2 separate regions of the Homo sapiens genome follow, and region 1 is linked to region 2. Evidence: chromatin loops called from intact Hi-C (ENCODE). Cell type or tissue: OCI-LY7. All regions are shown on one strand. Links, peaks and the distances in the headings refer to the core of each region. The heading gives the core; the rest is flanking DNA.

The links. Hi-C counts contacts between places; a loop is a spot of excess contacts. Peaks named below come from ENCODE experiments on the same cell type or tissue, not always from the same donor. Only the 100,000 strongest peaks of a DNase experiment are listed, where the experiment ranks them.
Region 1: a loop joins it to region 2, with 11 times the contacts of the local background. A loop is called at or near these places in 2 of 110 quality-filtered maps.

What each region holds. Positions count from the first base shown.
Region 1 is chr1:245,809,460-245,812,376 of GRCh38, reverse strand. All of the region lies in intron 10 of SMYD3 (SET and MYND domain containing 3), which reads left to right. Among named protein-coding and RNA genes, the nearest start is that of SMYD3-AS1, 300 kb to the left of the region's middle. RefSeq lists an enhancer at 1,573-1,662. In OCI-LY7, for the core only: no CTCF peak of the experiment used is centred there; DNase peaks (open chromatin) are centred at 1,176 and 1,956; H3K4me3 peaks cover 2,438 bases; H3K27ac peaks cover 2,500 bases.
Region 2 is chr1:245,953,039-245,955,955 of GRCh38, reverse strand. All of the region lies in intron 5 of SMYD3 (SET and MYND domain containing 3), which reads left to right. Among named protein-coding and RNA genes, the nearest start is that of SMYD3-AS1, 150 kb to the left of the region's middle. In OCI-LY7, for the core only: no CTCF peak of the experiment used is centred there; a DNase peak (open chromatin) is centred at 1,385; H3K4me3 peaks cover 1,924 bases; H3K27ac peaks cover 1,854 bases.

The DNA.
Region 1 (2,917 bases), core at 227-2,726, 140 kb after region 2:
CAAACCCTGGGGCAGCTCCTGCATGAGGAGGGCCAGCACATTCAGGGAACTGAAATAATTCAGGCCCTCCTGAGCACAAGCTTGTCCTCTATGCAAAGGTGAAGCAGTTCATACACTCAGAGGATTTTAGAATTAAAAGGAACAGTTTTAACTGTTGGACTTTAGTCCTTCAATCCATCCTTATGGTTTTCTGGGAGAGAAAAAGGTCCACCGAGGTAAAGTGAGTTGCCCACACACGTGACTGGCTGATGTGGCCTGCAGACTCGTATCCCGGAGATCATGCCAATCTCAAGCCACCGAACATAATTATCACCTACTTCCAGAATGACATTCCATATCCCTGAAAATGGAAAATCAATTTTGAAACAATCTAAGCAAAGAAAGAGGACCATCTTCTGTGCTAGTGTGTTGTATGCAGTAGGAAGAACGGGCTTCGGAGTGGACACAGACCCATGTTCAAATGTAAATTCTTCCATTTACTAGGTGGGTGATTTCAGGCAGCATGCTTAACCTTTCAGAGCCTCAGTTTATATCATCAGTAAAATGAAGATAACCTTTCAAGAATTCATCAAAAAGATTAATGGAACAGTATCCATAGAGCACCTGTACAGCACATCACCTGATTTTTAACTTTCAAGAAATAGTGGTTATTGGCCATTTGTGATTAGAGATGTGTTCACTCCTCACTGATCTGTGTTTAGGAAGATAGCTTTTTCCAAATATGAAATTTTTATGTGTCTGGTAGAGAGAGGGTGGAAATGGAACTGTGGTTGTAAAGGCAAAATGACAAGAACGGCCACATTAGATCATTAACTGTTCCAAAAACCTCTCATCAGATGTTTTTCCAAATTCAGAAGATCCTAAGCCCAGTCCTTTAAAAAAATAATGTTAAAAGTATAGTGCTAAGAAACCCAAGACTTTCAACATTTCAAATCTGTCTGGGAGTACACATACAGAAAGCATAACAGATAGTTAATGGAATCTGTCTTTTTGATGATAATTATAGCATTCTTAAGTAGGCTGGAAACACATCTGTATACCTGAACTGCTTCAAAATTATTTGCTTCAAGGGGGCATTCAGTATCTTGCTAAACTTTCAAGTTAGAGATAACTACTGTTTAAATTGATGGCAGGTGTTTGATCTATAAATAAGAGCTGTACTTTGCACTTCAGCGCTCTGTTTACCTGCTGCACGGTGTTCATTTGCATCACCCTGGGAAACTGGAAAGGCCACAGGAATAGGCATCAGTGATACACCAGACGTGACAGCTGAAACACAGCCTTCACACTTACAAATTCCAGGAGGGACTAGCTCTCCTTTCAGAGGCAAGAAGCCATGTTGAATTGGAAGATGCATCAGTGAGCCTGGAGAGAGGTGAGAAAATCATATCAGAAGTGTAATGAGCACTAGGGATTTTGTCCAGAGTATGTGATAACCTCACTAGCTACTGAAAAATCTTGCCTAGTTATTTATGTTTTCAGTCAGCCTCAGTGTGGAGACTGCACTCCCTCCGTCTGCTCGGCCACGTGGCTTTGGCAGCCTCATCTCTTTTCAGCATCGTGCCCATATTTCAATTTGCTGTTGGGGAATTCTTTGAAAAGTGCGTCTTTCTCTGCAGTTCTCAGCTCAGTTCTCATTCAAATTACAGAATTCTGATGCTGGTCCTGGGGCTTACCCAGGCTAGACACATAAGCTCTAAGAGGCTTTCCCTTTTCCACGCTCCTCACACCTGAAACTGCTGCTCAGGTCCATAGCGCAGGTCAGAGGGATGATCAGTTCTTGAATCACTCCCCAAACCCTGCCCCCACCAGCCTTCAACTCCGTGGCTGCAGTGGAGACAGAGGCTTTGGGTGAATAACAGAGTAGGTGCTGTCGACTGGCTTCCTGACTACTCACAGACCACAGTCTTGCCAGTACCAATGCCATCTGTACAAGGATGCTTAGAGTTCTGGGAAGGGAGTAAGGAGGATTAGCGGGGGATTCTGAAACAGGTGCCCTGCCTCAGGGCGCCAGAGTCATGGGGGTCATCCCCAGGGGAGGGATCACCAGTACAAATTGCTGTACAGTGAGCCTGTCTCATACTTGAGCTGCAGAATGAGTTGTAGGCTCTTAGTTCTGAGTTCTGTGACAGCCTCTCCCAGCCTGTTGGGTGAGAGGCCTCACCTAGCAAGAGAGGTGATGTTTGTTCCAAAGAGCTGCTCTAACTCGAAGGCTCTGCTGCCTTGTGGTAGACTCCCAGAGTACTGCGGAAAGAGACAAGGCCGCCTCCTGCCCAGGCAGCAGGAAGAACTGTTAAACTTGGTGAAATTGGTTTCTGGTGGTGAAATGGATGGTACCCAATGAGTACTACTTACCTCGTTTGTCCCCTCTGAAACCAAAATCTTGGCTCCAGTGGTAAATTGGGTACCTGCATTTCAGCTACCTGGAGGGTCTCTTTATCTTGGGACTTTGTGAAAATGACAATGAGAGAGAACCTGTCATCTATGATGAAGACTCAGTACAGCTAATTCCAAATCTTTACAATAATAAGTTGTCAAGGATAATACAGAGAAACTTCTGCCACCAGTCTGCAGTTCTGTCTCACTAGGGAATTGTCCCTGAGCAGTGTGGCCCTGGGAAGCTCCTCTGTGCTGGCCTGGCCAGGATCCTCTTTTCATTGTCCCCTTTTTGTCCTGGTCAGGCACAATTGTGCCCGCACTAGGATGTTTTCTGCGTCTTGCCTCCTAACCACGCCAAGCTTTCAGCCTTTACTTGGGAATCTAAACAATGCCTTCCTGACGTTGCACTCCTTGTTCTCTCTCACCTGAGTGTTTTTGTCTGTATGACCAGCTGCCACACAAAGGAACAACAGCAGGGTTCTCAGGGAGGGGCACTTCTTTGGTTCACAAAGTTAGAACTCTACTCCTTCCTCCTTTT
Region 2 (2,917 bases), core at 259-2,758:
CTGTCAGCTATAAACTATAGCAACATGCATCAACATAAATGAATCTTAGGATATAATGTTGAGCCAAAAAAAAAAAAAACCCAAAACAAATTGCAAAATCATCAATGCAGTATGATTCCATCTGTAAGTAGCCAAAAGTATGCAAAGCTAAACATACAATATGTTGCTTAGTGCCTCCTTATCCATGGGGGATACATTCCAGTACCCCAGAGGGTGCCTGACACCATGGATAGTACTGAACCTCATGTATACTGTTTTTTCTTATGTATACATACTTACAATAAAGTTTAATTTATAACTTAGGCACAGTAGATTAACAACAATAATACTAAAATAGAACAATTATAACAATATACTGTACTATCTATACTCAGGTATCAGGTAAATCTATTTGGATGTAGGAAAGTTTCTTGAAGGAGGTGACATTTAAGCCGGATCCTAAAGGATGAATAAAATTATGAGCGATCGCAGTAGTGAAAAAGATATTTTTAAAAGAGGAAACTATGAATAAAGATATAAAAGCTATGACCTGGCAATCATATGCCAAAAAAAAAGAAAAGACATAAAACCACATGGGCGGCCAGGCGCGGTGGCTCATGCCGGTAATCCCAGCACTCTGGGACGCCAAGGCAGGAGATCGAGACCATCCTGGCTAATGCGGTGAAACCCCGTCTCTACTAAAAAATACAAAAAAAAATTAGCCAGGTATGGCGGCGGGCACCTGTAGTCCCAGCTACTCAGGAGGCTGAGGCAGGAGAATGGCGTGAACCCGGGAGGCGGAACTTGCAGTGAGCTGAGATCGCGCCACTGCAGTCCAGCCTGGGCGACAGAGCGAGACTCAAACAAAAACAAAAACAAAACACCACATGGGCCCACAACCTGACTTGGGAATGACAGAGAAGCCAGGATAACTGAAATACGTGTTGGGTGCAGGGAAACACAGGATGGGAGTAGATTATAGGGGGCGTTTGATGTCACACGAGAGAATTTTGTCTTTATTCTGCAACTACTGGGTAGATCTCCTGTTTCTCTTTTGTAAAATCAAATCTGTTTTTAAAAAAGATTTATCTGATGACAATTTAAAGAATGGTTTGGAAAAAGACAGGGACCAGAGAGATTGACTTGGAAAGTTGCAAGTAAGAGATAATGAATACAGGAGACAAATACCTGCAGTGGAAACGGGAAGAAAGGGCTGAATGTGAGAGTGGCACAGAGATATGATTTGATTAGCACATGAATTTGGAATAAACTACCACTGTTTTAAAATTTAATTTGCGACAGTCTTGCTGTGTCACCAAGGCTGGACAGTGGCTGCAGTGGTGCTATATTGGCTCACTGCAACCCCTGCTTCCTGGGGGCTCAAGCGAGCCTTCCACCTCAGCTTCCTGAGTAGCTGTGACTGCTGGTGCCTGCCAGCATGCTCGGCTAATGTTTTAGCATTTTCTGTAGAGACAGGGTTTCACCATGTTGCCCAGGCTGGTCTCAAACATCTAGGCTCAAGTAATCTGCCCGCCTCAGTCTCCCAAAGTGCTAAGATTACAGGTGTGTGAGCCACCACACCTGGCCTACCACTTTCTTTATCGTCCCCTTTTCTTCCTGTTTTTCTTTGGCCTGTTCCTTACTGCCTCTGGCTCATCTTGATCTGCAATTTTATTGGTATAATTGCCATATTGACTCAGGAAACTAGCTACCAACTACATTTTAACTAGCATCTTTAAAACGCTTGTCTGAGAAAGAGTAACAATGTTTACTACAAGCATTTATACCAGGGCAAATGGTATAAGGACTAAGGAGAAATACACTTTTCCTAATTACAGTGTTGACCCCTTAGGACGCTGAGCATTTGTAATTTAATTACATCAGTGAGTTAATGTGGAAAAGTACCTGATACACTTCGTGTTAGTTTCATTTTGCTTCCAAGTATTACTTTCACTTTCTTCTTTAATTTTTTGAAGTAAAGAGGATTATCAGATTTAAACAAAGTTACACAAAATCCTTTTTAAAATTAAAATAATCATTGTTGAAAATCTTGCTGAAGTTCTGTTGTGTTTCTGTAGGTACAATGAGCTAAACACGTTTTAATCTTATTCAGCATTGAACATGCAGGCTTCATTTGTGAAAAGTCCTGTGTTTGTTTGAAGAACCAGGCACAAGAGTAATCACAGAACATACTTTTGAAAGTACATGTGGGGTTTTTGTTGTTGCTGCTGTTTATTTTTAAAAACTGAACCCTACTTGGCCAGGCACGGTGGCTCATGCCTGTGATCCCGGCACTTTGGGAGGACAAGGCTGGTGTATCATGAGGTCAGGAGTTCAAGATCAGCCTGGCCAAGATGGTGAAACCCTGTCTGTACTAAAAATACAAAAAATTAGCCAGACGTGGTGTCAGGCGCCTATAATCCCAGCTACTCAGGATGCTGAGGCAGAGAATTGCTTGAACCCAGGAGGCGGAGCTTGCAGTGAGCCGAGATCACACCACTGCACTCCAGCCTGGGTGACAGAGCGAGACTCTGTCTCAAAAACAAAACAAAACAAACTGAACCCTACTTTTAAGCCAGTTTACTTTATGTTTGCTTTTTCTCACTTTTTATTTTTTTCAGAGTTACATCCTAAAAAATGTTTTTAGTTAATTGAAAGATTTTGGTCTAGTTGGAGTTGATATATTAATGTGCAGTGAAGTTTCCCAATGTAGCAAATTTAAACTATGGAAGAAGAAGAAGAAAAGGTAATCTTGCTTTGTTTCTTTCTCCAGATATACTGATAATATATATTATGACCAAAGAGATCTAACTAGCTTCAATTCCTCTTTGGGGAAATAACACTTTACCCAAAGGTGTTTATTTTTATCACTTTCTGGAATGTTTTGGGGATTTCATGATCACATGCCGACCAAATTCCTTTTAGATTCTTAGAGCCT